Regions from separate parts of the Homo sapiens genome. Here all the other regions are linked to region 2. A link is an interaction called in ENCODE POLR2A ChIA-PET data of the cell type or tissue named here. Cell type or tissue: Panc1. All regions are shown on one strand. Each heading gives the region's core, and the rest is flanking DNA. Links, peaks and the distances in the headings are about the cores only. Region 1 has its middle 130 kb from the start of SCARB1. Region 2 overlaps NCOR2 (nuclear receptor corepressor 2). Region 3 has its middle 130 kb from the start of NCOR2.

Region 1 (9,990 bases), core at 1,879-6,878, 190 kb after region 2:
AGTGTGAGAGACGATAAACATTGCCAATAGTAACCTTGTCTACCAGTCTTTGGGTAAAAACAGCAGCTGCTGTTTACCGAGTGCTTACCACGTTTCTGACACTGCTCTGAGGGCTTTGTTTGTCTGTAGTCGTTTGGTCCCCATGACAAACCGGTAAGTGAAGAAATTCACAATGCTCATTGATATATTAAAGGCACTGATAAGTCCTGATAATCCGATGAGTGAAGAAATGTTATCATCCTCATTTTCTAGGCTAGGAAACTGAGGCACAGAAAGGTGAAGTAGTGTGTCCAAGGCTGCACAGCTAGGAAGTGGCTTAGCTGGGAGCTGGAACTCAAGTCCAGAGCCCGTGCTGTTCTCTTAACCCTGCACTCCGTCACCTCTCCGGGGATTACCAGGGCCCGGATGCTGGGCATTTTCTTTTTTCTTCCTCTTGTTAGCCTATTTTGCAAAGGCAAACACTGAGACTCAGTGAAGGGTGCAGGTTGTTCAGGCCCCTGTGAAAAATGAGAAGCAGACCACCTCCTCTGGGGCACCAGATGCCAGGACGGAGGTGAACAGCACTCACCTTCACTTTGCCGCATTCAGCTCAGCAGGACAGGCCCTGGTGGACCTCCACCCTCTCCAGACCCATTGCTTGGCTCGATAGTAAAATAATGCTGACCCGAAAGATCAGAAGCAGAAGACGGCTTGCTGCTATCCACATCTGCTGCTTATTCAGCATTCTTGCTGAACTTTTAAAAAATCCCTGAGAATGCCAGAACTAGACTATAGCTTGCTTAAAATGAAAGAAAAAAAAAGGAAAAACTGATAATGTGAGGAATCTTTCCTGCAAGTCAGTGCAAATTAAATGGGTTTAAGCAAATAGGGAGGTTTATTGGCTGAAGCAATTTAAATTCTAGGAATAGCATCAGCTTCAGGCATAGCTGGATCCAGGGGCTTGGCTAATGTCATCAGGCTTGGGTATCTCCTTCTCTCTCTGGCCTGCCCTCTCCTCCATGTTGGTTTTATTAATAGACGTCACATGGTGGCAAGACGGCTACCAGGAGCTTTATGCCACATCCCCCAGGCCTGAGTCCAGCAGGAAAGAGATGTTCCTTCAGGGTACTACATACAGCAAATGCTCCAAGATCAACCTTGATTGGCCATCTTAAACCATATGGGGACAGCAGTAAGCCAGTTGGCTCAGATCCAAATCACTGGCCTGGAGTTGGGTGCACCGTCTCTGGACCAAGAGCGGAAGGTTGGATCCCCCATGGAAATCAGGACATTTTGCCCGAAGGAGGAGGAGCAGAGGCTATGGAGACAGACTCAGGTGCTCACTATACCAAGAAACGAATCAGACCCTGTGTGCTGGCATCTTCTGTTTGTCCGAGAGATCTCTCTCTTCCTTTCTCCACTGGCCCTCTGCCCCTGAAGCTGACCCACCTTAACCACTTCCACAGCCCACTGCTCTCTGCCTCTGGTTGGACTTGGCACGGGGTAGCCCGGCAGGACATGAGTGAGGTCAAGGGCTCCCTCAGGCCACTCAAGGGCCCCTCTCCTCTCCATACAGCTCCTGCTACATTCCCTCTCCTCCTGGCTTTCTGGAACTATCCCTTCCCTCCTCCCTTCCAGCCCAGGGGTGGTGGCATCACCTCCATTTCCAGCCCAGGGTTCCTCTATTCCTGCCCACACTTTTGAAAATGGCCCCTGTATGAAGCCAAGCTGGAGTTATCCACATGTGACTGTTCCTGCTTTTCCTGAAGTCTTGCACCCAGATAGATGCCCCGGAAGAAACCCAGTGCATGCTGGGTCGCCCGGATTCTCCCATGATCCCCTAGTGTCAGCCCCTCCCCCACCAGAACCCACCCCCACCCCACCCCGGCTTCCCCCAAGTCTTAAACGCCAGTGAGTTGAGAGGATGAAAAAGTTCTGGAAATGGATGGTGGTGATGGTTGCACAACAATGTGAGTGTGCTTCGTGCTGCCAAATTGTACATTTAAAAATGGCTAAAATGGTAAATTTTCTGTGATGTATATATTGCAGTAAACCACAAGTTTTAGCCTGTTAAAAACAAAAAAAGCCAATAAGCACAAATCCTCATCCAGCCAGTGTCCCAGCTTTTCTCTCTCCCTGCTCCACCTCGGGTATAGCAATTCCTGCTCGGAGGCATTTGGAGAGGAAGCCCAGTCTACTTTCGATCAATGCGGTATTGATTCGTGTTTCATGAACAAGGACAAAGGCTGATTGCCTTCCAGTGGATCTGAACTTCACACGCCCCCAGGCCTCAGGCACAAAAATGATGCAAACCATTTCCGCAGCCAACAGGGAGGAGGTTCAGCAACCGGCCCTGGGGCGGGCAGGGGAAAGAAAGGCGCTTGGCCAGCGCCACCTGGTAGGAGCCACTCCGGGGCAGAGATGACAAGGTCCGGAGCAGACACCCAAGTTCCTCTTTCCAGCACGGGAACTGAGTCACCCTGCCTGTGTCCTCCCAGCAGCTCCGTTCTGCCCGTAGGCTGGGAGTGGCCTGGTTACAAGGCCAGATGCCCACGGTCAGCAAATTAAAGACAGTCCTTTCCACTGGGAAGAACCAAGACTCCCAGGGCACACAGTAGGCCGGGTTCTAGATGCTGACACTAAAAAAGGGAGCTGAGGCCAGGCGCAGTGGCTCACACCTGTCATCCCAGAACTTTGGGAGGCCGAGGTGGGCAGATCATGAGGTCAGGAGTTCGAGACCTGCCTGGCCAACATGGTGAAACCCTGTCTCTACTAAAAATACAAAAATTAGCCGGGCATGGTGGCGGGCGCCTGTAACCCCAGCTACTCAGGGGGCTGAGGCAGGAGAATCGCTTGAGCCTGGGAGGCGGAGGTTGGTTGCAGTGAGCCTAGATCGTGCCACTGTACTCCAGCCTGGGTGACAGAATGAGACTGTCTCAAATAAATAAATAAAAAGAAGGAAGCTGAGCCGATCACTCCCTGTCCTCATTGAGTTGATGCTCCAGGGCAGCCTGTCTAGTAGAAACATAATGCCACCCACAGGTAGAATTTAACATTTCCTAGTAGCCACGTTAAAAAAGAAAAAAAAAAAAGGGAAAAAAATGTGACTGGGCTCCTTGGCTCACGCCTGTAATCCCGACACTTTGGGAGGCCGACGCGGGAGGGTTACTTGAGCCCAGGAGTTCAAGACCAGCCTGGGAAACACAATGAGACCCCATTTCTACAAAAAAATTTTAAAAGTTATCAGGGCATGGTGACACCTGCACCTGTAGTCCCAGCTACTTGGGAGGCTGAGACAGGAGGATCCTTTGAGCCTGGGAGGTTGAGGCTACAGTGAGCCTTGATCATGCTGCCACCCTCCAGCCTGGGCAACAGAGCAAGACTCTGTCTTGAAAATAATAAATAAATAAAAATAAAAAATGAAAAAAGAGATTAATTTTAATTTAATCTAATTGATCCAAAATATTATCATTTCAGCATGCACACCACATAAAAAATTAATCTGTGAGCTATTTACATGCATTTGTTTCATCCTAACATTCTGAAACCCACTGTGTATTCCACACTTAGAGCCCATCTCAATGTGGACACTAAATTCTCATCGGAAATATTTGATCTGCATTTTGATTCCATAAAACTGACAGTTGAAAAGGTACATTAATCTACTGAAGTTGTTCCATAGAGACTTAAAAGTCTCCAAGAACTGAGTATCAAAAAATCATCTTCCTTTAATATTCACATCCACACTGGCAAAACTGCTTCGGTTTTTAATTTTTAATTTAAACTAATTAAAACAAAGATATGAAGACATAAAATTCAGTTCCTCCGTCCTGATAGCCACATTTCAAGTGCCTGATAGCCACACGTGACCAGTGGCTATTATTTTGGCCAATGCCGTTTTAAATGGAGGAGACAGGCCGGGCGCGGTGGCTCATGCCTGTAATCCCAGCACTTTGGGAGGCAGAGTCTGGCGGATCACATGAGGCCAGGAATTCAAGACCAGCCTGGCCAACATGGTGAAACCCCGTCTCTACTAAAAATACAAAAATTAGCCGGGTGTGGTGGCGGGCGCCTGTAATCCCAATTACTCTGGAGGCTGAGGCAGGAGACTCGCTTGAACCTGGGAGGTGGAGGTTGCAGTGAGCCGAGATTGTGCCACTGCACTCCAGCCTGGGCAACAGAGCAAAACTCCATCTCCAAAAAATAAATTAATTAATGAAATAAATGGAGGAGACAATGAAACTATGTGTAAATGGCATCATTTCATGTCAGCAGAATCTCACAGTAGGTCCTCTTTCCTTGACTGGCTTCTTTCATTTAGCAAATTATTTTGAGACACGTCCATATTGGGGGTAGGTGTGCATGCATACATCCACCTGATAGTAAATGCCAAGAAAGAACACAGAAACTAAAGGCAGGTTGGGAGTGCTTTTAGCTAGAGAAGAGATTTGGATAGGCCTCTCGGAAGAGGTGATGTTTGGCAGACTTGAAGGCAGTGGAGATCTGTGCCACGTTTGGGTCTGGTGGAAGAGGGTCCCAGGCAGAGGGAACAGCCAGTGTGAAGGCCCTGAGGTAGAAGCATGCCTGGTGTACTCAGGAAGCAGAGCAGAGGCCGAGCGGGCTGGAGTGGACAGAGGTTGGGAGAAGAGATAGGAAAGGAAACCAGAACAGTCTCAGGGCCAGACCCCACGACCTCGTGGGGCTTTGTAATAACTAGGACTTCCACTCTGAATCCTCTGTCCCCGCCCCCAGTTCATTCCCAAAATGTCCTCTTTTCTTGCCCAGCTCTTCTCTCACTCAGCGTAGGTATTTTCAGAGTCATTTATTGTATTAGTCCATTTTCACGCTGCTGATAAAGACATACCTGAGACTGGGTAATTTATAAAGAAAAAGAGGTTTAATGGACTCACAGTTCCATGAGGCTGGGGAGGCCTCACAATCATGGCAGAAGGTGAAAGGCACATCTTACATGGTGGCAGACAAGAGAGAAAGAGAACCAAGCAAAAAGGGAAACCCCTTATAAACCATCAGATCTCATGAGACTTATTCACTACCAAAAGAATAGCATGGGGAAAACTGCCCCACAATTCAATTCTCTCCCACCGGGTCCCTCCCACAACCTGTGTAAATTATGGGAGCTACAATTCAAGATAAGATTTGGGTGAGGACACAGCCAGACCATATTATTTATGTTGTCATGCACATCAATAGTTCATTGTAAGGATATACCACCGTGTGCTGACCCACTCGCCTGCTCATGGGCTGTTGGTTTATTTCCAGTTTTTGGCTATGACAAGAAAGCAGCAATGAACATTTGTGTACAAGTCTCTGTGTAGACAGACGCTGTCATTTCTCTTGGGTGAATACCTGGAGTGGGATCACTGGGTCATACTGGAAGTGTATGATTAACTTAAGAAGCTGCCAAACTGTTTTCCAGTGTAGTTATGTGATTTCACATTCCCTCCAGCTGTGTGTGAGTTCCAGGCCCTCTGAATTCTCCCAGTGCTGGAGGGCATCAGTCTTTTTCATTTCAGTCATGCTAGCTGCTGCTGGAGTATTGCATTTTGATTTTGGACTGTGAGATCTCTAAGGTTCGGAATATTCATTCATGCTTTCAACAAATATTTGTTGAGGACCCATGAAGCACTGGGCACTGTGCCAGGAGCAAAAACAAGCATAGTCGCTGCTCCTCTGGTATGTCCAGGTTCAGGGGTGAGACTGACATTTAACAGCTGTGGGGTTACAGGGCCTTTCAGTGCATGAGAGGCCAGGAAACTGTGAGGCAGAAAAGCGTGACCTGTTCTTGTGGAGAGAGAATCAGGGCAGGCTCCCCTGAGTAAATGACTTTTTAAGAACTAGCTGGTTGGCTGGGCACGGTGGCTCACACCTGTAATCCCAGCACTGTGGGAGGCCAAGGAGGGTGGATCACCTGAGGTCAGGAGTTTGAGACGAGCCTGGCCAACATGGTGAAACCCCATCTCTACTAAAACTACAAAAAAATGAGGCAGGCATGGTGGCACATGCTTGTAATCCCAGCTACTCAGGAGGCTGAGGCAGGAGAATCGCTTGACCTGGGGAGGCTGGGGTTGCAGTGAACCAAGATCATGCCACTGTCCTACAGCCTGGGTGACAAAAAAAAAAAAATTTTGAGACAAGGTCTCACTCTATTGCCCAGGCTGGAATGCAGTGGCATGACCACAGCTCACTACAGCCTTGACCTCCCAAGCCCAAACAATCCTCCTACCTCAGTCTCCCAAGTAGCTGGGACTACAGGTGTGCACCACCGTGCCCAGCTAATATTTTTTGCATTTTTTGTAGAGACAAGGTTTCACCACGTTGCCCAACCTGGTCTCAAACTCCCGAGCTCAAGCGATTTGCCCACCTTGGCCTCTCAAAGTGCTGGGATTACAGGCATGAGCCGCCGCACCCAGCCTGAGCAATAAAGTTCTGTTGTTCATAAGCCACCAGTCTATGATATTGTATAACACAAGGGTCACCAACCCCTGGGCCGTAGACCAATACCAGTCCATGGCCTGTTAGGAGCTGGGTCGCACAGCAGGAGGTGAGCAGCGGGCGAGCGAGCATTACCGCCTCCTCTCAGATCAGTGGCGGCGTTAGATTCTCATAGACGCACAAACCCTATTGTGAACTGCGCATGCGAGGGATGTAGGTTGACTGCTCCTTATGAGAATCTAATGCCTGGTGGTCTGAAGTGGAAGTTTCATCCTGAAACCATCCTCCCCACCGACAGGCCGTGGAAAAATTGTCTTCCACAGAACTGGTCTGTGGTGCCAAAAAGGCTGGGGACTGCTGGTATAACAGCAGCCTGAACTAAGACACTCATGTAACAGAAGGCCTAGGGAAAGGCAGTTTCAGGATGATTTTGACCCCATAAAATCATCAAGAACCTAGGAGCTTCCCAGCTTTCTGCTCCACCATTCTCAGTGGGTCAGCCCTGTTTTCCCTCATAGTCATAAAGTGGCTGCTGTGGCTCCAGACAACACACCCTCACCCTCACCCAGTGAGCCAAGCAGGAAGGAAGAGAGGCAGCAAGAGGCACTTTCTTCTCGTTTCTCTCTTATTAAAATCTGCCCCCAGCCGAGTTTCCCTAACATTTTGCTTGCTAGAGCTTGGTCTCATGCCCACCCTAGACCAAGAAGAAACAGGATTCCCTTAGATCTATCACAATCAATTCCCTGGGACAGGGAGACTCACCCCCTAAATAAAATCCAGACCATTTGAGAGGAAAAGAAGGGAATGGTTGCTAAATAGCTGACCACCAGGGCCTGCCTGGCTCACAGATTGTTGTTTAACGGAATTGGTGGCTATCTCAGGAATGTCTGGCTTGCTGGCCTGAGAATTCACCCAAAGTGACACGGCAAAAGCTGAGAGATGGGCCAGGCAGCCTCGTCCCAAACACCAGGTCTCAGTTCCCAAATGTCCTCTAGGCCCCAAGGGGACCCAATGAGGGTCACACGTGGGAACAAGGGGTGACCTCCAGGAGCCCTACCCGTGAGGCTTCTGAGCGGGGGTCCCAGGCCTCTGTTCCCCACACTCCACTGAGACATCAGGTATGGAGCTGGGGCCAGGGGCCACTCAAATTGACCTTACCACTGGCCGCAGCCCAGGCAGCCACTGACATTCAGTCTGAGCGTGCTCTCTCACTCTCTCTCTCCCTCTCTTTTAAAAAGCTTTTTTTCACTTCCCTGGGGGAAACATCTTAGCAATTCCTGAACGCAGCTCTGAAGATGAAGGGCGACTTAGAAACAATGGAATGAAGGCGGTCCCCTCCCATCACCCCCCCTCAGCCGGGGAGGAGCGATGCACAGTCTGTGATCACCTTCCTTCGTTCAGCCCACCATGTGCCTGAGCCTTCTCTGAGTTCCCAGAAGGTGGTCGGGAACAAGCTCCCTCCACTAGGCCTGGCAGCCTCCTGGGGAAGGACAGACAGTCAACAAGAAAGCAAACAAACGCAGCAACGGCAGAGAAAGCTTCGTGCTGCTCAGAGTTTGGCTTGTCTACCTGAAGGTCAGAGAAGGCTTCTCTGAGCAGCTGACCTTGAGCTGAAAACTGGACGAGAAGCCAGCTCTGCAAAGACGGCAGGGAAGTGCATTCAGACGGAGGAACACCAAGCACAGAAACCTTGAAGTGGGAAGGAACCAGGTGGGCTCCAGGAACAGGAAGGGCTGAGTGGCCGGCGAGGCGCTGGGCACCTGAGGTTGTGTGGGCAGATGTGGCTGGAGGGTCTGGCTGTGCTTGGCTCCATATGGATTTGGTATTAAGTCCAAGCATACCAAGAGTACACCTTAGGCTTTGCTTGGGAATTTTTATTTTTTTTCCAGAAATCCTGGAGACAGAGCAGTTAAGAAGCTGTTCTTAGGTTTTTGTTTTTTAAAAAATAGAGATGGGGTCTTGCTATGTTGCCCAAGCTGGTCTCGAACTCCTGGCCTCAAGCAATCTTCCCACCTCGGCCTCCCAAAGCACTGAGATTACAGGCGTGAGCCACTGTACCCGGCCAGAAGCTGTCTTTGGCTCAGGAGTTTGGCTCCAACCTTTGATGTTTTCAGGGGTGACAATGTGCCCCACTGAAGAGTGCCCTTGCCACCCTCCCCTGCAGACACAGGTCATCAATGAGTGACAAGCAGAGGTGTCAGGCAGGGCTCTTTGGAAGCATTCCTATTTTATTTTATTTTATTTTATTTTATTTTATTTTATTTATTTTGAGACAGAGTCTTACTCTGTCGGCCAGGCTGGAGTGCAGTGGCACGATCTCGGCTCACTGCAACTTCGGCCTCCTGGGCTCAAACAATTCTCCTGCCTCAGCTTCCCGAGTAGCTGGGATTACAGGCATGTGCCACCACACCCAACTAATTTTTGTATTTTTAGTAGAGATGGGGTTTCACCATGTTGGCCAGGCTGGTCTTGAACTCCTGACCTCAGGTAATCCACCTGCCTTGGCCTCCCACAGTGCTGGGATTACAGGTGTGAGCCACCGCGCCCAGCCTTCTTTTTATTTTTGAGACAAGATCTCCCTCTGTCCCTCAGACTGGAGTGCAGTGGTGTGACCTCAGTTCACTGCAGCCTCGAGCTCTTGGGCTCAAGAGATCCTCCTACCTCCGCCTCTCGAATAGCTGGGATCACAGGTGTGCGCCACCATGCCTGGCTACTTTTTGTATTTTTTGTAGAGACGGGCTCTCACTACATTGCCCAGGCTGGTCTTGAACTCCTGGGCTCAAGTGATAAGCCCGCCTCGGCCTCCCAAAGTGCTGGGATTACAGACGCGAGCCACCGCTCCTGGCCAGCGTTCCTTTTCAGAGTCAGGTATAGGGAGGCAGCCTGCGGGGGGCGTGGGAGCCCCGCTTTCCGGCTGGTTGTCACCAGGGCTGGCTCTCGGCTCTCAGGCCTCCGCTTGCAGCGCAGGAGCTGACTTCTTCAAAGCCGCCGGGAGCTCCTCTGCTACTGCAACTTCCCCATGGTGTCATGCGGTCATGGGAGAGACTACACCATCACTTTTTTGTCACATGTCGTAACCTGATCCAGGCAACAACTATCCCATCGCGTTCTCACTCAAGGGAGGGATTATCCCAGGCGTGGACACCAGGGGAGAGGGGCTTAGGGGACATTGCAGGATTCTGCCTACCACAGAGGACAAAGCTTTTGGGGAGGCTTGGCCTGGTGCAGATGCTAAACCCAGAGGGGGCCAGTCCAGGGATCTCCCAGAGTTCCCCAGGGTGGTGTCCACTGTCTGAGCAGAACCCTCCACTGGGCAATTTACAGCACAAATTGCGAAGTCCTCACCCTGCATGAAGTAGATGCAATCAGGTGATTCGGGAAAGGCTCAAATGAAAGCAGGGACAAGCCAGGAGAAGGCCAGACTCAGGAGCCTCAGGAGGGCCTGGGAGGTGGCCGGCAGCTGCCACTTCACAGAACCAGAAGATGGAAGGCCCAAGGGCGGAGGAGTCAGGACTAGACTCAGTTGGGTGGGATAGAAAATCCATTCCCCCAGCAGCA
Region 2 (9,990 bases), core at 1,813-6,812:
AAGAGAGGGCAATTAAAACCACGAAAGACCACTGCTCACCCATAGGGATGGCAAACATGAGACAGACAACATCAAGTGCTGGTGAGAACAAGGAGCACCTGGAACCCTCACCCGTTGCCGACGGGATGCAAAATGGAGCAACTACTTTGCAAAAACAGTTTGGCCATTTCTTATAGTTAAACACATGCTTGCCATATGACTCAGTAATTCAACTCCTAGGACTTTGTCAGACAGACATGAAAACAGCCACACAGACTCGCGCACAAATGTTCACTGAAGCTTTATGCACAATCGCAGAACAACTGAAAACAACCCAACGGTCCATCGACAGGTGAACGGATAAACAGTGGTACATCCATGCCATATGACTCTGCAATCAAGAGGAACCAAGTGCAGACACACAGGACCACAGGGAGGAATCTGAGACTCAGGCTGTGTCCAAGAAGCCAGATTCAAGGCTGCAGACTCTATGGTTCCACGATAGGATTCTGGGGAAGACAAAACAACTTTCACATTTGTAAAGAGGCCTGCAGAGGTAGTCAAATACAACAAAAAAAATGTGATTCCCACAAATGTTAGGACGCCAATCACCTCTAGGGAGAAGGCAGCCCATGTCTACAAGGTGACCCCTTTATAATTGTTCGCTAATCTGCACTGAGGGGTTTATACATTCTTTATCGTGTTAACTTCTGCATGAAAAGAACAAGTAAAAAATAGTACAGAGGGCAGAGCACTGGACAGTCAGTCTCAACGGACCTCTGGGAAACCCCTTCTCCACCTCGTGCCAAAGCTGAGGGATCGGGGACTGGTGAGGCCAGGGCTGCCCCCTCCCACAAGGGAGCAGCTGTGTGCAGTGCTCAAGCTCTGAAGCCAGGCTCCCCAGGTTCCAATCTGGCCTCCACCCTCTCCTAGCTGTGCAACTTGGAACAAGCAACTTCACCTCTCTGAGTCTCAGATTCCCCATCTCTAAAATGGAAACGATCATTTTAAAAATGCTGACCCCACAGGAATGTTGTGAGTGTAAAGTGCCCTCAGTGCCAGTGTGTGCCACTCCAGTGTGTGCCACTCCAGTGTGTGCCACTTCGAGTGCTCAGTTCTTGCTGGACATGACTCCTACCCCCACCCAGGGGCTGGCAGCCAAGCTCCGAGAGGCCAGCCCTCTCCAGTGCCTGGCAGGCCCTCAGGCCCCAAGGAGGGAGCCTTTGAAAGGGCAGCTGCGGGCAGCTCACAGGGGGACAAGCCAGCCACTTCTTTCCTGCCCTTTTTTCTTTTTTAAGCGTTTTTTTCACTATGATGCCCCCAGGCTTGGCACTTGGTCCTGCCATCTGCATCAGCTCCAGAGACAGGCCCTGCAGGAAGGCTGGAAACAGGGAGGGCCCGGGCACATCTTCACAGCCGCCCTCCCCAGCTCCCGGAAGCCTCGGTGGCCAGCCACCTGCAGCACGTCCCGTCACAGGCTAGGGCAGAGCCAGGCCTGGCAGGCGCTCTCCCTGGGCACCAAGAAGCTCTCAACCTCCACCTGGGAGAGACAGCTGGGAGATCAGACCCCATCTTCTCCTAACCTGCTCCCAACCCCAGCCAGCTCAGCCTGCAATCCCCAACAGACAGAGTCCCAGGGTGTCCCGGTGGCATGGGGTCAAGGCCAGTGGGGGCTGGCCCCAAGGTCACATTGTCCAGAGGGAAACAGAGAATCTCCCAGCAGTAATGGAGTGACACATAGGTCCAAAGAGGGGTTCCCAATTTAGAAAACTCAGCAGGGACTTCCCAGGACAGGCAACCTGTCACACTGGCCAGAATCCAGGGAGATGACTGAGGGGCCAAGGGGGGTAGCGAGGACTGGGCTGAGGTGGGAAGGAACCCAGGGCCCTGGCTGGAGCAGAGCCAGGGGGAGAGGAAGAGAGAGGAGGGCTGGAGGCAGCAGGGGCGGGTCACGCAGGGTTCTGCAGATGGGTTTTATCTCCAGAGCAGAGAACCTTAGGAGGGTTACGCAAGCTGCAGAGGGGCAAGGTCCCACTCCAAAGTGGAGATGCATCTGGCCGTGGAGCGCGGGTGAGGGCAGAAGCCACAGCCAAGGGAGAGGCCACTGTGCCAGTCCAGGAGAGTGATGTGGCGGGCGGCCAGGCTGGGCGCAGCGAGGTGGGAGAGGGGCTGGCATGGAGAGCATCATGCATTAGAGAGTCCGAAAGGCAGGCAAGCGATGGTGAGAATCAAGAGGCCCGCTCCTCCTCTCTGACCCTGGGCAGAGCTAGTCGGGGAGGGAAGGAGAGGGTGACAACATCCACTTCCTGCACAGGACCCTTTCAGGGGCACAGCCATCCCGTGTCCCTGGCCAGGAAACTGCTGCTCTGAGGGAGGAGTCACCCAAGGCCACGTGGCAAGGAAGGGAGTGAGCCAGGATCCAAACCCAGGACCAAGTGCTTGGGCCATGGGGAGCCAGGGCACCAGGGCACAGGGCTGGCAGCGTGGAGTCGAGGCTGCTCCAGCCCAGGCTGCCCGCGAGCGGCCAGGGCATGTGGGCCACAGTGTGGACTGAGCCCCACGCCTCCCCGGCAGAGCCGCCCCCGTCAGGGCTTCCCGGGGCCGGGCGTCTCCCAGCTCAGCCCCGCAGCAGCAGGTCTCACTCGCTGTGTCACGCTCCCCTGTGCTCACACCCACCACTCACTCGCTCAAGGCCGCAGTCGCACTTGCTCACTCTGCTGCACTCACATTCACACTCATTCACACTCGTGCACACCCGGTTCACACTCACCGGCTCGGGGCCACCCACACACATTCCAGCTCAGGCCCAGGCCCACTGGCCGGCTCCGTGGGCCCTCCCCGCACAGCATCCCACCAGCTCCTTCATGCTCACTGTCCCCCAGCAAGCTCCCACGCTCCCCCTCACCCTCCCAGGCAGGCTGGGGGAACCCGGGCACCCCCCATTCCTCTGAAGCCACCAGCTCAGTCCACCCACAGCTGGAAGAAGGGCCGGGCCTCCATCCTCGCGCCCCTGGGGCTGGCCAGGCTAGTCTCCCGGCAAAGCAGATGCACGGGGAGAGCAAGGACCAGTTCCAAGGCTCCCCTCTGCCAAGCCCACCATGACCACGCATGGCCCACAGGCTGAGACTTGCCCCCACCTGCCAGCACCCCCCTTGTCAGCTCCCAAACAAGCCCACCTCCTGGCGTTGGCTTTTACCCTCAACTCTACCAAACGCACCGTCACCCTGCTCTCCACCCTGCTGGAACCAGAACAAGCACCATCTTTTCCTCCTCCAGGAAGCCCGCCTGGCTCACCCCAGCCACAAAGGCCAACCTGACTCGTCCATTCGCCACACCCAGAGATGGGAAGCCACCACCCACAGCCACACAGCTGCAAGAGGCAGAGCCAGCCGACATTCAAACCCAGAGGCAGCTTCGACCTGCCTCGACCAGGACACCATCAACCTTCAGCTGCTCAACAAACAGAGGGGACAGACCCCCTGTTACCTGCCAGGTACAGGGGCATGACTGCGAACACAAAAGCTGAGGGTCTTAGGGGCCAAGGTCACACACACACACACCCAAACACCCTCCGGTACACCCATAAGTGAGCAAGGTGATTGCAAAGAGTGGCCCCTGGAGTGACGGACATAAACCATGGCGACCCAGCAGTGGTGGGAGGGAGGGCAGGGAGGGCAGGGAGGGCCCCCTGCAGGAGGAGACACTGGAGCCAAGCACAGAGGGCCGAGGAACAGGTGTCCATGAGGAAGGAAAAAAGAGCACTCCAGGCAGAAGGCACAGCCTGTGCAAAGGCCCAGGGGCAAGAACCAGATCAGAGGGTTAGAGAAGCTGGGGCAGCCAGAGGGCTGGGGAGTGGAGAACTGGAGAGGGTTGGGGAGTAGAGCTGGAGGGGGATGGAGGTGGAGAGCTGGAGGGGGATGGGGAGTGGAGCTGGAGGGGGATGGGAGTGGAGATGGGGGGATGGGGGTGGAGATGGAGGGGGATGGGAGGAGGATATGCAGGGGGATGGGGAGTGAAGAGCTGGAGGGGGATGGGGTGGAGAACTAGAGGGGGTGGGAGGTGGAGAGCTAGAGGGGGGTGGGGAGTGGACTGGAGGGGGATGGGGAGTGAAGAGCTGGAGGGAGATGGGGGTGGAGATGGAGGGGGGTGGGGAGTGGAGAGATGGAGGGGGATGGGGAGTGGGGAGATGGAGGGGGATGGGGGTGGAGAGCTGGAGGGGGATGGGAGGTGGAGGGGTGGATATGGAGGGGAATGGGGAGTGAAGAGCTGGAGGGGGATGGGGGTGGAGATGGAAGGGGATGGAGAGTGGAGATGGAGGGGGCTGGAGAGTGGAGAGCTGGAGGGGGGTGGGGAGTGGAGAGCTGGAGGGGGATGGGGAGTGGAGATGGAGGGGGATGGGGAGTAGAGAGCTGGAGGGGGATCTGGGGTGAAGAGCTAGAGGAAGATGGGGAATGGAGATGGAGGGGGATGGGGTGGAGATGAAGGGGGATGGGGAGTGGAGATGGAGGGGGTGGGGAGTGGAGATGGAGGGGGATTGAGTGGAGAGCTGGAGGGGGATGGGGAGTGAAGAGCTGGAGGGGGATGGGGAGTGGAGAGCTGGAGGGAGATGGGGAGTGGAGATGGAGGGGGATGGGGAGCAGTGATGGAGGGGGATGGAGGTGGAGATGGAGGGAGATGGGGAGAGAAGATGGAAGTGGCTGGGGGTGGAGAGCTAGAGGGGGATGGGGGAGATGGAGGGGGATGGGGAGTGAAGAGCTGGAGGGGGATGGGGAGTGGAGATGGAGGGGATGGGAAGTGGAGAGCTGGAGGGGGATGGGAAGTGGAGAGCTGGAGGAGGATGGGGAGTGGAGCTGGATGGGGTGGGGAGTGGAGAGCTAGAGGGGGATGGGGAGTGGAGAGCTGGAGGGGGACGGGGAGTGGAGATGGAAGGGGATGGAGGAGGAGATGGAGGGGTGGGGAGTGGAGATGGAGAGGGAAGGGGAGTGGTGATGGAGGGGTATGAGGAGTGGAGATTGAAGGGGATGGGAAGTGGAGATGGAGCAGGTGGGGAGTGGAGATGGTGGGGGGGTGGGGATGGAGCTGGAGGGGGATGGGGGTGAGGATGGAAGGGGATGGAGAGTAGAGATGGAGGGGGTGGGGAGTGGAGAGCTGGAGGGGGATGGGGAGTGGAACTGGAGGGAGATGGGGAGTGGAGATGGAGGGGGATGGGGGTGGATATGGAGGGGGATGGGGGTGGATATGGAGGGGGATGGGGAGTGGAGATGGAGGGGGATGGGGAGTGGAGATGGAGGGGGTGGGGAGTGGAGATGGAGGGGGTGGGGAGTGGAGAGCTGGAGGGGGAGGGGGTGGAGAGTTGGAGGGGGATGGGGAGTGGAGAGCTGGAAGGGGATGGGGGCTGTGTTCCTGGCCACAGGAGGGGAGCCACGTGCTCCAGTGGAACACATAACTGAGTAGGAACAGTGTGGGGCAGGGCCAGCGAGGACACCTTTGGGTCAATCCCTGAGGGCTCCATGGAGGCATCGACCTCTTGCCCTCCCAGACCCAGCCTCAGCCTCTTCCTGCATGGAGGATCAGAACTGTGGGGCTCCAGCCTCAATGCTGGGCAAGGGCTTGGTGTCTGGACTCTGGAGCCTTTCCCACCAGACCTGCAGCAGCCACAGGAACAGGGCGGGCCATTGCCTCGGGGCTCCTGTGCCTCCAGGACCCATGATTACTCAAGCCCAGGGCTCAGTATAAATCCTCCCTCTCAGCCCAGCCTCCCCTGACCAGCGGCCACACCGGCCACAACAGCCACACCCTTGGCAGGGCCACATGAGGGACATCTTCCAGAAGGGAGAAGGACGGGTGTTGATTGAGCACCCACAGGGCCCACAGAGATGGGCGAGGTGGGCGACAGCAGCCCAGGCTCCACTCCAGGCCACCTCTGCCCTGGGCACCGAGGCCAAGACCCTCAGCGCCCGTCCCAGGCCCTAGGAACCTGCCAGGCCAGCATGAGCCAGCCTCGGGGCGTGCTCCGCAGAAGCTCTAAACTGGACCCCGCAGACCCACAGATCAGACCCTGGCCCCCAAGGGGCAGGCATGACTCCCAGAAGCCTTCCCTGCAGGCTGGAGTTTGGGGACTTCCAGCACAGCACAACCTAGGTGCCGTGAGACATGGAGGCGGCTCACCGCCCTCCCAGGGCCGGCCGGGGTCCACCGGATACATCTTCCCACACGGGGTGAACAAGGAGCCTCCCCTGTCTCCTGCAGTGGTGTCACCTGGTCCCCGTCCCTGTGGTAGCCAGCAGTCCAGACAGCCAGAGCGGGAGGGAGGCAGGCTCCGCAGCCCTTCCATTGAGAAGCCGCCGGGATATGTTTTCCTTCTCCAGGGACAGCTGAGGCAGCCTGCCCCGTGCCAGCCCTCCTGGAATCTGCAGAGGCAGCCACCCAGAGTTCACCAAGGTCTCAGTCCCCACTGGACTGCAACAGCCAAGGGCGGGTGGGTGGGCGAAGATGGGGGTCACAGCCTCTCTCCCTCCCATCCCTCCTCCACCAGCTAGGGCAAGGGCCACCAGACCAAGGCCAAGGGGGCTGGCAGCATGGATGTGAGTGATCAGGGCCTGCAATGGGATCAGTAGGGAGGTGGGGATGGGCCGCAGCCCCGTCCAGAGGGGGACTGAGGAGCAACCCCGTGCCCTGCCCAGGAACGCGCCCCAGCCCCAGGGCCACCTGTCTGCTCCCAACAAGGAAGGCTGCACTGACACCGGGCATAGCGACTGGGGAGGAGCCGCTGCAAAAAACCATGACAACGATCATCACAATAATAACAGCCCTCACTTCCTGCCAGGCCACGTGCATCTCCACTGTCCGGACCCTGTTTCAGGGGTGGGGAAACAGACCCACACGGGGTTACCTGCCCCAGGTCACACAGCCAGTGAGGGGCGGGGAGACGGGACCCCGAGCATCTGACCCTCTGCCCTCGGCCACTCCATTCTCCACCCCGACAGCGCCGTGGATTTAGCAGGGACTAGGCTTCCCAGAAACCTCGCCGCCCCTCTCCTCGCTGCGGGGTGTGGGGCCGCCATCAGAGACAGCAGCCGGCAGGAGCAATTAGAGGCCAGGAAGGAGCCGGGGTATCGACCGCTTTTGGGAGGGAAGGGGGACGCGGGCTCTGTCGGGGTGGCAGCAGCCTGGCTCATGGCCAAGCACGGGCCACGACAGGGCAGGGAGCGCAGCCCAGGCCGGGAGGCCGCGGAGGCCCCACGCGGCAGCACGGAAAGGCCAGCTGTCCGTCCACCTGTCTGTCCAGCCCCCTCACCCTCACAGGCACCGACAGCCCCTCGGTGCCTGAAGCTCAGGGTTTCGCTGCCTCCGCACAATGCTAAGCCCCTTACGATGATTAACTCGTTTAATTCTTAACAACCGCCCCACATCCTCCCCCTGTGCAGATGGAGGCAGTGAGGCAAGAAAGCCCTCCCAGAGAGTTCCCAGGACTGGGATCCACACTCAGCGTCAGTCAGCACCAGCGACGCCGCCTCTGCCCGGCACCCCCTGCCCGGGGAGCCCCAGCGGGGAGGGAGATGAATGGAAAGGGTGCACTGGAGACTGCTGGATGAGATGGAAGCTTCGGGAAACCTCTCTATGCCCCGCAGTGACCCTGTCTGTAAAAGAGGAACATCACAACACCTGCCTCACAGTATGCTGTAGATGAACTCAGGTTTAGCCCCACAGATAGGCAGAGCAAGTACCCCAAAATGTCAGCTGCTGGCTTCTCCCAGAGAGGCTGCCTGGCCTGGGGACCCCTGAATCTGCAGCTGAACAGAAAAACCACTGCAGACTCTCCCCAGCCTCTGCCCCGGGCTGCCCGCCCAGGAGCAGGGTCTGGCCTTTAGAAGCTCCCTGGAGGGCGGGGGCACCATCCGCCAGAAGCAATTAATTGCTGGGTCAAGAGATGGTGAAAGAGATTTGTCACGAGGGCCTGGGGATATTCAGGGTGGGAGGGTGGCCCACACTGATTCAGTTGCCCCACCTTCCACCTCACAAGCAGGCTCCGCCCCCACTCAAACCCCCAGGACATCCTCCTCTGCCTCCACACCCGCCCGGGCCCAGGGTAGGTCAGGGATGCAGCCCCAGCACCCGTGACCTGCTCCCAGGAGGGACCTGCTTCCACCATTCAGCCGGTGCCCACACACAGGAGGGGACAGCCAGGCACAAGTGGGGCTGACATACAGAGTCCCCGGTGGGCCCCAAATGGGCCTGAGACCCAGATCAAATCCCTGAGCCATCTCATCTTGGCAGGAGACTGCGACCCCTGTGTGTGCTGCTCAACTTCGCAGAGGCAGTTTCCTCTCGGTGAAACGGAGGCAATTATATTAGGTGGCTAAAATCAGGCTGGCTCCCGCTCCAGCCCTAGTGCTGTCATTTTTTAAAGCCTGAGGAAGGTGCCTTGCTTCTCGGAACCTCAGTGTGCCCATCTGTAAAACGGGGATGATGCCAGGGGCTACTCTGAAGAGAAATTTACAACCTGGCACCCAGCAGTGCTCAGTTGAAGCTCACCATCGGGGTTCACCAGGCCACCTCCCCAGGGCCCCTTGCCAGCCTGCAACCCTACTGAGACACCAATGTCCCCAGCACCTCGAACACCCAGAAGCGGGGCCCAGGGGGAGGGAGCAGAGTCTCGGAGGGCCACGATGAGAGGACTGGATAAGAGCCCACCTTCCCTGCCTCCCACCTCCGCAGCAGGCCCAGGGGAAACATAGGCTTTGGTGACCACCAGGCTGGGGCCAGAGGCCAGTGACAACAGAAGCACCCAGAGACAAGGCAGCCCCTGACCCAGATCTTCCATGGGCAGGGCTCTGCAGGAGCCTCTGGTCTGGAGGGGTCCGAGGCACAGGTTTCCCCATGGGTCCCCATCAGCTTTCAGCCCCTGGTGTCCACACCCAATCCCTCCACACCAACCCACCGACACACGGGGACCCTCGAAGCCCCCACCACACAGATGGGAAAACCAAGGCCCAAAGACGCCAGGCAAGGGCAGCTCAGCCCGGGATCTTTCTCATGTACCGGTGAGCTCAGCTCAGCCCAGCAGGCGTTCAGAAGCCCAAGTGGCCCGGCTGGGGTCAGGGCCCTGAGTCAGAGCAAGAAACGCAGCAGAAACTGAAACAGCCCAGTGGCCCCACATACTCCACAGAGTGAGCCACGCTGCTTCCCTGCGCCGCCCCGTGCTGGGAAGTTCTTGCTTCTGTGGTCAGGGTGAGGGTGGGGGTGGGGGACGAGTGGCGTGGAACAGCCTTTCAGCCTGGGGACCCTCTCTGGGCCCGGCAGATGAGCAAAGTTCCATGCACACAGGCAGAGCTGTGAACTGGCCCCACCTCAGAGTCTCCGTGTCACCCAGGACACATGCAAAGCCACACATTACCTGGGGCAGCAGTTCAGGGGTATGCATAGGTGAAGCATAGACAGGCAGGAGAGACCCATCCCAGGCACAGGCTGTTTCTGCTCCCTGCAGGGCTCAGCCTGCAGCAAGGCCACAGAGCACAGGTCTCGTGATCTCAGGATAGGGTCTGAGACCCGGGTTCAAAACCTAGCTGCACTGCTTTCTAGCTCTGTGACCCTGGGCACGTGGCTTAACCCTTCCGAGCCTGCCTGTTTCCTCGCCGTAAAATAGAAACTCAGCTCACAGGGCTGACTCAGAGGCTCAGTGAGCGAATGCCTGCCTACAGTAAGAGTGAATGCCCAGCATACAGTAAGGGCTTAATAAATATGTACAGCAGTTCCTGCTTAGCCACGGCAGCTTTCCACAGTTTCAGTATGGTGGTCTGAAAACAAACGGAAAATTCCACAAATAAACAATTCGTAAGTTTTTGGGTTTTGGGTTTTTGTTTTGTTTTGTTTTTCTCACTCTGTTATACAGGCTGGAGTGCAGTGGTGTGACCTCAGCTCACTGCAGCCTCCGCCTCCACCTCCTGGGTTCAAGTGATTATCCTGCCTCAGCCTCCTGAGTATCTGGGATTACAGGCGTCTGCCATCACG
Region 3 (9,990 bases), core at 2,068-7,067, 150 kb after region 2:
TGGCCAGACCCCTGGAGCCCCACAGCCCTGGGTGTGAGCCCTGGCTCTGCTCCTCCACCCTGAGAAGGTGCCTTCACCTCTGTGAGCCAGCTTTCTCTTCTGGAAAATGTGGATAATTAAAAGCACCTAGGAGGGTACTAGTGCACTCCGAGCAACACCGAGAGGCTGTGGTTTCTCTGGAGCTGGGGTCCCCTTCCTGGCATCTCTCAGTGCCTTGGGGAAACCCTGTCTATGATGCCGAAAGACTCAGATTGTAGTACTCAAGATTCAGAGTGGGCCCAAGGTCTCCCCCAATAGGCTGTGTGACATTGAGTAAGTCACTTTCCCTCTCTGAGCCTCAGTTTCCCCGTGGTAATCCCTTCCTCACAGAGCAGTTTGGAAGCTGGCAGGAGCCTCTGATGCAGTGCCTGAGACAGGCAGATATTCCATCAATGGGCATTCTCTCTTCCCCTAGCTACCGGCACAAATGACACCTTCTCTGAGCAGTCTTCCCTGATTGCCCAGCTGCAGTGAACCCTTGGCATGGTCTCTTGCCTGCACGGTGAACTCCTTGGAAGTTCAGATCAGGCTGCTAGTGCCTTTAGGGTCTCCAGGACCTGGTGCATGTCCCTGTTAATAGTATTCTGGAGATTTTGAGATTGATGACAATGATAATGACAATTTTTAAAATGTCATTTGAGACCTCCTGGGTCTCCTTAATCTTTCTCCTGCTTTAATTTTAGTTTAACTTGACTTGAAGTTGTCTTCAGATCCTCTTTTGCAAGGATGCAAGTATAAACAAAGTCATAAATCCTGCATCTGCTCAGAGCCAGCTCTGACAGGCAAGCCTCTGTGTGCCAGTCTGGAGTGGAATCTCGCCTTCAATGATGACCCTTCAGTTCAAGCAGGGTTTCATGGCCTGTGAGGCTGTTGGCAGTGGGACACACAGATGACCACTTCTTGTCATAGTTGTGTGTTTATTTTAACTAGAAATTGCATTTGGCTGCATATATCAGAAAACCCAAATAACAGTGGCTTACCCAAATAAGAGGTTTCTGTTTCCCTCTTAACAAGACATCTGGAGGTGGCCTGTTCAAGGCTGGGAAGGTAGCCCCATCACTCCATGAATACCCAGGCCCTTTTCTACCCCTTTAATCCTCATAGTCACCTATGGTCACAAAGTGGCTGCTGTACCTCCAGCATTGCATCTAGATTCCAGGCAGGAAGAGAAAAAAGAGAATAGGGCAAAAGACCTGCACTAGCTTCCTGCACTGCCACCCACCCACTTTCACCTTTTAAAGAGCTTTTATGGAAGCCCCACCCAAGGACATCCACTTACATCTTATTGGCCAGAGCTGTGTCGTGGAGCAACCCCTACTTGCAGAGGAAGCTAGAAAAGGTGGGATTCAAACTATCTTGAACAAAATTAGGGTTTTATTAGTGAGGAAGGTGGGGGCAGAGTGGGTGTTGGGAAGGCATCCGGTAGCACGGACCACACATAATCCAAACCTTTGATTTTGCTGGAATTCTTACTTAGACCAGTGGTTCTCACACTTGAGAATGTGTGCAAATCTCTTAGGGGGCTTATGAGAACACAGGGAGCTTCCCCCCGACATCAGAATGCCTGATTCAGTGAGTCCAGGGTGGGCCTGAGTTTACATCTCTAACAAGCTCCCAGGTGATGCTGAGGTTACTGGTGTGGCACCACACTTTGAGAATTGCTGGCTCTCACGGCTCAAGTTGGTACTTGAGTAAAAGCATGTGAGTTGATTTTAGAAGAAGAAAACAGTAGTTTAGATGCATTATCAGTTAGGATCCCACTAGAAAACAGAGGAGGGTATGCTGACACAGGAAATGGAGAAGCGCTAACTAATCAATTATCTGCAAAGGTGTGAGCAGGGGGTAGAGAAGCCCTTCCCCTCCAGTAGCAACAGTGAGGAGCTATCACCACACCTGAAGGTAAGTTACCAGAACCTGAAGAGGGTGGCTGTAAGAGAGGACCACCCCATAGGAGCCCTATCCTTTGTTGGAGGGATGCAGCCAACCTGGGACATTGCAGAGAGGAACTGGGGCTGTAAACACCCCCTGGCCTCTTTCTCTACCTGCTTCCAACCTCTAGCTGGACACCCAAGGGCTGGAAGCCAACAGGCCTAGATGAACAGAGTGAAGATTGGGCCTGGAGTGACACACTAAAGATGTCCAGCACAGACAGAAAATATCATGACACCAGGATATCCAGGAGCAACTGTTTGGCAAACAACAATTTAAAGCAGGCAACTCAGCCAGCTCATTCATTCATTCATTCATTCAATTATTCACTGGGGCACCTGCTGTGTACCAGGCACTTACTAGGTGCCAGGGATTAAGAGATGAATTAATCATGACCCCAATCCAGAGAGCTGCCATCTGCTGAGGTCCGAGGCACTCTGGTGGTGGGCAGGTGGGGTCATCTTCCCCAGTCCCTGCCATAGCCCACCCAGCCAGACTCACGGTGCCTGCCACAGATCTCATCTGCTTGTCACTCAAATTCCACTGTGATTTAATCTTTCATTAAAGTTTAACTATGGGGGAAAGACTGCAAAAAAAAATCACCTGCTCCATCACACATCGCAATGTTTTTATGCACTAAAACAGGAGCTGCAGGAATAGGCTGACGGGATTTGGCTGGGATTAGGGACAAAATGAATCTAAACCACTGGGTGCCCGTGCGTCCCCGTGGGAATACCCTGTAAACCTTTATGCATATAGATTTATATCGGCGAACTCTTGATTATGGTATTTGTTTTCCTGGGCTGCAAACAAAACCTCAGCCCTCAGCGGTCCCCTCGCTGCCGCGTCAGCCGCACACAGAATGTCTCCAGGCTCCACAGCCAATAACAAAAATGATGAAGAATCTGATGCAGACGTGGATAATTGCTGTGGCTTCCTCCCGTGAATTTAAATAGCTTTCTTGAGTTACTGCTTTTGACAAGATCAATAAAATTGAGCTACTGCTGTATCAGGCCTTTCGGCAGATACATAGGGAGCTAGGCTTCTGGGGCTGACTGTTCAACAGTGACCCCAGCTCTCCCAGCAGGCCGGTGAGGGGCTTGGGGGCGTGCACGGAGTGAGGCCAGGAATGGGCTAGAGGGGCCAGTGCAGGACAAACACACGAACTTCAAGATCCTGGCCATGGCTGGATCTCACACTTGTAATGTCAGCATTTTGGGAGGCTGAGGCAGGAGGATTGCTTGAGCCCAGAAGTTCAAGACTAGCCTGGGCAACATAGTGAGACCCTGTCTCTACAAAACTTTAAAAACATTAGCTGGACATGGTGTTCCATACTCGTAGTCCTGGCTACTAGGGAGGCTAAGGCAGGAGGATCCCTTGAGCCCCAGAGGTCAAGGTTGCAGTGAGCTATGATCATGCCACTACGCTGTAGCCAATGTGACAGGGCAATATCCTGTCTCTAAAAAAACAAAAACAGACCGGGCACAGTGGCTCAAGTCTGTAATCCTAATATTTTGGGAGGCCGAGGCGGGTGGATCACTTGAGGTCAGGAGTTTGAGACCAGACTGGCCAACATGGTGAAAACCCGTCTCTACTAAAAATACAAAAATTAACAACTGGGCATGGCAGCGGGTGCCTGTAATCCCAGCTGCTTGGGAGGTTGAGGCAGGGGAATTGCTTGAAACCAAGAGGCGGAGGTTGCAGAGAGCCAACACCGCGCCACTGCACTCCAACCTGGGCAACAGAGTGACTCTGTCTCAAATAAATCAATAAATAATAAAAATAAATAATAAAAAACCAAAAACAAACCAAAAAAACTAGCTCCCAATTGCTGACACTTTCCCTGTATCCCTTCCTCCAAAATTAATTAAGCAAAACTTACCCATATCCTCTGCCTTCTAAAATGACAGGTGGCCAGTGAGGGAACCCAGTCCTTGCTGGGTATTAAAGGGAGGCGCTCAGCACACAGTCCCCACCTTCCAGGAAGCTCATCTGCACTATAACCGAGGCCTCCCGGACACAAAGACTCCCACCACAGGAAGTGGCTCGATGATGGGTTTCACATCTCAAGACCACAGATTCCCTCTAGCAGCGTGGATTTTAGACAGTGGAAAGGTACCAAGATAGAACACTTTTTACCAGGTAATATTCACATGACATAGAATTAACCCTTGCAGCATGTACAGTTCAGTGGTATTTAATCCATTCACCTTTATCTAGTTCCAAGCCATTTTCCTCCCCCAGCCTGTGCAGCTTTGGGCACTTGATGCTCAGCCTCTGTGAGCCTCAGTTTCCTCATCCATGCAGTGGGAACTGACTGCACCTGCCTCACAGGCTGCTGTGAAGATTATGTGGGGAAACAGGGAATGTATTTCACCCAGTGCAGGCCCTTGGGGAGTTTACTGGGGTGAATATCATCCCCGCTCTCCAAATCCATGTCCACCCTGAACCTGTGAATGTGATCTTATCTGGAAACAGGGTTTTGCAGATGGAACCAAGTTAAGATGAGGTCACACTGGAGTAGGCAAGCCCTAAATGAAGTGACTGGTATCCTTATAAAAACAGATGACGCACAAAGGACAGCCAGCCAGTGACGCAGCTGCGTCAAGGAAGGAAGGTCCGGGGTTGCGGGCAGCTGCTAGGAGCTGGAAGGGGCAGGAAGGCTCCTCCGCTAGAGCCTCCAGAGGAAGCACCGCCCTGTGGACACCTTGATTTCTGACTTCTGGCATCCAGAACACTGAGAGAATGCATTTCTGTTGTTTTAAGCCACGCAGCTTGTGGCTTAATTAGTTACGCCAGCCCTAGCCAACAAATAAAGGGAGGCTTCCGCAAGTGGGAGGTGTTCTCATGGTTACTGGAGTTATTCAGCACCCTGACCGGCCAGGAAGGCAGGCTGGGGCAGAGGACCCAAGGAGGCTGAATGGCTGGGGAGAAAGCCCTGGCAGGCTCACAGGGCAGCCCCCCACTCTCCAAGTGGCAGTTCCACAGCCAGCTCCCAAGGTGCACCCCGTACTCTGTCATACCCCCAAACCGTCCCCTCCAGGTACAGGATCAGCTGGGGGCTGTCATGGCCCACGGCAGTTTCCATTGTCTGGGAACCACGCACCTTGCAGCCTCAGGCTTGTTGCTTTTGATTATACACCCCTTCTCTTCTCTCTTTTTTCATTTTTATTTTCATTTAGAGGTGGAGTCTCACTCTGTCATCCAGGCTGGAGTGCAGTGGTGCATTCATAGCTCACTGCAGCCTTGACCTCCTGGGCTCAAGCGATCCTCCTGCCTCAGCCTCCCGAGTAGCTGGGACTGTAGGCATATGCCAACCACGCTCAGCTAATTTTTGTATATTTCTTGTAGAGATGGAGTCTCACTATGTTTGTTGCCCAGGCTGGTCTTGAACTCCTGGGCTCAAGTGATCCTCTCACCTCAGCCTCCCAAATTGCTAGGATTACATGTGTGAGCCACTGCACCTGGCTGGAAGCATAATCTTTAAAAAAAAATTTTTTTGGAGGAATGGTGGTAAGAGGGAGAGTGCTTGAGGCCTGGTTGGAGGGCAAACCGACAGAGGACGAAGCATGTGACAGTCTGGCAGATGGCAGCCCATGGACCTGGGAGCAGATCCCTGGGAGCTGTCCAAGGTGTAAGTGTGAATGGCAGATGCTGTGCTGGCCAGGACGTGCTGGATGAGGCGTCCCAGGGGCATCACAGGACCAAACCTCCCTCCAGCTTCTCAGGCCTCACAGAGGGCTCAGGTCTTGATCAAGGACCGGCTTTGGTGGGTTGGGGTTAGGGTCAGAGGTGGGCATTGAATGAGGGCCAGTCCTAAGCTAAGTTGAGGTGTAGGGCTGGGATGATGAGAGAAGACCCTTTGCGGGTCTTCAGACCTCTAGACTCAAATGCCAGGTGCAGAAGGAGAGGTGAGTCATTTTTGAGAGGAGCTGAGCACAAGTGTCACCTGCCCCTGCTGGAAGCCATTAGCTGACCTCTTTAGACACAGGTGGAGGCTCCTGGGGCAGAACACCAGAATGTCAATCAACATTATTCTCAAGAGGGGCATGGGTCACCTGAAATTAGAGAATCCCCCTGGAGAAGACTGTGCAGCGAGTGATTCCACTCAAAACCCCCTTCCAGCCCAGCCGCCCATGAATGAGAGGCTCTCCCCTGAAATGCTTGGTACTCCAGGAGCAAATACCACTAAAACTTCCTACCTGATCTCCCTCTGAGGTAGGAGGCAGGACTCAACTCGAGGCAGAGCTCAGACACTGGACCAAATTGAGGACTATCTAAAATAGGAGCAGGGCAGAAGCAACTTTCTATAAGACACACCCACCAGTGTGCCATGTCAGTTTACCATTGCCATGGCAACACCTGGACGTTATCACCCCTTTCCATGGCAATGACCTGATGACTCAAAAGTTACCACCTTTTTTCTAGAAGTGTCTGGATAACCCACCCCTTAATTGCATATCATTAGGAGTGGGTATAAAGGAGACTGCAGGGCTGCCTCTGAGCTGCTGCTCTGGGCACACTGCCCGATCTCCCAGTGCCTCTGCTGCTGCCCTGCACTGCGGCTGCAATCAAACACCACCAGCTTGCCCTTGAATTCTTTCCTGGGTGGAGCCAAGAACCCTCCCAGGCTAAGCCCTGATTCTGGGGCTTGCCTGCCCTACATCACCTTAACCCCAAACTGGGGCTCTAGGAATTCCTGTTTCCATCAGCAACAGTTATTTTCCCCAGAGAGCCCAAAGCAGACCAAAAGAGGCAAAGCAGTGGGGAAAAAACAAGCCCACTCCATTTGCAATGTCCTTCTGCTCATTTCCACCTGGTAAAATCCATATCAAAAGCCCCCAGGGGATGCTGGGGAGATGTGGGCTGGGGAAGAGCAGTTCAGGCTTCCCCTCCAGTGGGTTGATGCAGATAGCAGGAGGCTGATGAACCTTGCTGAGGACAGATCAAAAGATGCTGTCTCATTATGGGGCTTCCAGATCATGGCAGATTACCCTTATGTCTGCTTTAGCCCATATATATATATATATATATTTAGACGGAGTCTCACTCTGTCACCCAGGCTGGAGTGCAATGGCATGGTCTTGGCTCACTGCAACCTCCACCTCCTGGGTTCAAGTGATTCTCATATTTTAGCCTCCCGAGTAGCTGAGATTACAAGCATGCGCCCATATGTCCAGCTAATTTTTATGTATATATTCATTTATTTATTTATTTTTTAAGACAGTCTCACTCTGTTGCCCAGGCTCGACTGCAGTGGCTTGATCTCGGCTCACTGCAACCTCTGTCTCCTGAGGTTCAAACAATTCTCCTGCCTCAGCCTCCCGAATAGCTGGGATTACAGGCGCCCGCCACTATGCTCAGCTAATTTTTTGTATTTTTAGTAGAGACAGGGTTTCTCCATGTTGGCCAGGCTTGTCTTGAACTCCTGACCTCGTGATTCGCCCGCCTCAGCCTCTCAAAGTGCTGGGATTACAGGCATGAGCCACGGCGCCTGGCCAATTTTTGTGTTTTTAGTAGAGATGGGGTTTCACCATGTTGGCCAGGCTGGTCTCAAACTCCTGGCCTCAAGTGATCCACCCGCCTCAGCCTCCCAAAGTGTTGGGATTACAGGCGTGAGCCGCAGCACCCAGCCTGCCTTAGCCCATATTTTACATGATTGCTAAGGGTCTGGGTGTCTGGAGACGGGGTGATGCGCAGCCAGGTTAGAGACCTGCCTTTTTCAACCAAGCTCTGCTGTGCCCAAGTGCACAAGGCACCCCTCGGCCTGCATTCCCTTGGAAGTCTTTGGCCGCATAAATGTTATCACAAATCTGGGTTCCTGACGGTGGTAGATACCAGCCTGAACTATGCACGAGGCCCGACAGCTCTCAGAAGAAGGCTGGTTTGAATTTCTGAAGCCAAACCAAACACTGGCTCAAAAACATTTTCTTATTATCTCATTCCCTGACTACGGAACAATCACCCCATTGAAAAACCACAAGCCCGCCCAAGTTTTAAATTAAACCTCTTGAGTTTTCCCTGTGAGAGCAGATAAAATCCTTCCAGCTTATGTTTTAAGGAAAGAATTTGGGGTGTGTGTGCGTGTGTGTGTGCGTGTCTGTGTATTTCCCCTAAACCTATGTTCTTTTGTTGGGTTCCTGAGCACGCTGTTGAAATATTTCACTTGAGGACATCATTACATTTCATGGATGTTGAAGTATCCTTCCAGGAGCAGCTACTCCACGGCTGTTTGGATTTAGAATGCAGCTCTTTTGGGAAGGAAGAGATAAGTCCTCTTCCAAGAAGTAAGCTTCCCAGAGTGGCCTTGAAGGGCTGAGATGAGATTCTTGCAAGAGGTATTCAGTCCCCACCCGCGTATTTGTTCATTAGATGCCGACCGTAGGCTCTGAAAATCCACTGTGTGAAAAATCTCAAGCTGTAGGCTGGCAAGGAGATTGAGAAGACAGAGAGGGTTTTGTTCCTCAGCTGGCGTCAGAAGAAGCCTAAGCTCTACTCTTGGCCCCACTCAGAGCAGCTGGGCTAATGCTGGCCCATGTCTTTGCCTCTCAGCATCTCAGTTGCCTTATCCCTAAAGGAGGAATGCGCATAGGGGCTCCTACTACAGAATTCCCAACAGCGAAAGCCTGAGAAGATGCTACTACTATACTGTTGTGCAGTCATTCAACAAACATTTGCTGAGCACCTACTGTGTGCTGGATTCTGTTTTAGGCACTTGGGAGACAGCAGGAAACTAGACAAGCAGCATCCCTGCCTGCCTGGTGCTAACATTCTGGAAGGTGGAAAAACTCGTCTTTCGAAAGCTAGGAATCATTTCTGATTTTGTTTTGGAAGTGACGTTGGGCTTTTGATGGTGCCTGGTACGTAATAGGTTGTTGATTATTTTCTCTTTTTTAATGAATGGTGAATAACCCACACCATGAGGAAAGGGCTTGGAGATAGTGTGTGCTTAGGGGAGAGGCGGGATTCTGGCTGCTGGAGGTTGCTGTCCTATACCTCCTGGGCACTGGTAATACTGGGGACCCCATGTAGCACCCTTGACCCATCTGAGACATTCCTGAGCACCCCTCCCTGAGAACAGTGAGCACAGACACCAGGCCACCCCAGGTAGAGTCTGACCTCTGCAATCAGTGACAAAAACCAGGCTTTACAGTGAGGGCGGAGCTTAGCGACATGGAGCAGCTTCTCCATTCAATCCCAGAGGGATTCTGTGCACATTGGAGTGTGTGGACAACGCTTACAAACGGAGATGTTCCATCTCAGTTCTTGAATATGAAGAACTGTGTCCTGCAAGGTTGCTGCAAGGATTGCTGCACGTAGAGGGTCTCCTGTGTGCCAGGCATGGCTAGGGGGCCAGGGACACAAAGGACTAGACAGGGGGTCGAAGGCTCAAAATCATATTCAAGATGAGGAAACTGAGGCTCAGAGACGCTAAGCACACTTCCAAGGTCATACAGCCAATGAGCGGGAGAGCCAGGATTTGGACCGCTGACCACCTGGTTTCCAAACCTGGTCTCCCTTCACCCCTCCTCCCCGCTCCACGCCTGCAGTCTCCAGGACGGAGAAAGTCCTTTTCACTTAGCGTTCCACTTGTGTCCTCATTAGAACTCCTACTTGCGGCCGGGCGTGGCAGCTCACGCCTGTAATCCCAGCACTTTCGGAGGCTAGAGGCAAGACAGGCAGCGTCAACAAGCAGAGCTGCTGGGGCACGGCGATAGGGACTGGAAGGGAGTGGAGTGAAGTGACCATGACAGAGGGAGTGCCTGCCACATCTAAAGGCCAGTTTCCAACAATTGTCACATAAGAATGCAGGGCCCGGGGTCACCAGATCTGATTACTTATTTGTTTTATTTATTTTTTTTTTTAGACAAGGTCTTACTCATTCTGTCACCCAGGCTGGAATGCAGTGGCACGATCACGGCTCACTGCAGCCTCAACCTCCCAGCCTCAAGCAATCCTCCTACCTCAGCCTCCTGAGTAGCTGGGACCTCAGGCGCATGCCATCACACCTGGTTAATTTTT

The links. Peaks named below come from ENCODE experiments on the same cell type or tissue, not always from the same donor. Only the 100,000 strongest peaks of a DNase experiment are listed, where the experiment ranks them.
Region 1: POLR2A ChIA-PET joins it to region 2 with 9 read pairs; 1 of 35 experiments calls an interaction of 5 or more read pairs at or near these places.
Region 3: POLR2A ChIA-PET joins it to region 2 with 5 read pairs; 2 of 35 experiments call an interaction of 5 or more read pairs at or near these places.

What each region holds. Positions count from the first base shown.
Region 1 is chr12:124,725,107-124,735,096 of GRCh38, forward strand. No RefSeq gene overlaps it. Among named protein-coding and RNA genes, the nearest start is that of SCARB1, 130 kb to the right of the region's middle. RefSeq lists enhancers at 6,012-6,616, 6,617-7,220, 8,760-9,534, 9,535-9,990 and a silencer at 9,424-9,583. In Panc1, for the core only: a CTCF peak has its summit at 2,993; no DNase peak of the experiment used is centred there; H3K4me3 peaks cover 511 bases; H3K27ac peaks cover 4,997 bases.
Region 2 is chr12:124,536,583-124,546,572 of GRCh38, forward strand. All of the region lies in intron 1 of NCOR2 (nuclear receptor corepressor 2), which reads right to left. Among named protein-coding and RNA genes, the nearest start is that of NCOR2, 26 kb to the right of the region's middle. RefSeq lists enhancers at 2,932-3,641, 5,856-6,389, 7,458-7,992. In Panc1, for the core only: no CTCF peak of the experiment used is centred there; no DNase peak of the experiment used is centred there; H3K27ac peaks cover 3,258 bases.
Region 3 is chr12:124,690,471-124,700,460 of GRCh38, forward strand. No RefSeq gene overlaps it. Among named protein-coding and RNA genes, the nearest start is that of NCOR2, 130 kb to the left of the region's middle. RefSeq lists an enhancer at 4,349-4,850. In Panc1, for the core only: no CTCF peak of the experiment used is centred there; no DNase peak of the experiment used is centred there; H3K27ac peaks cover 1,631 bases.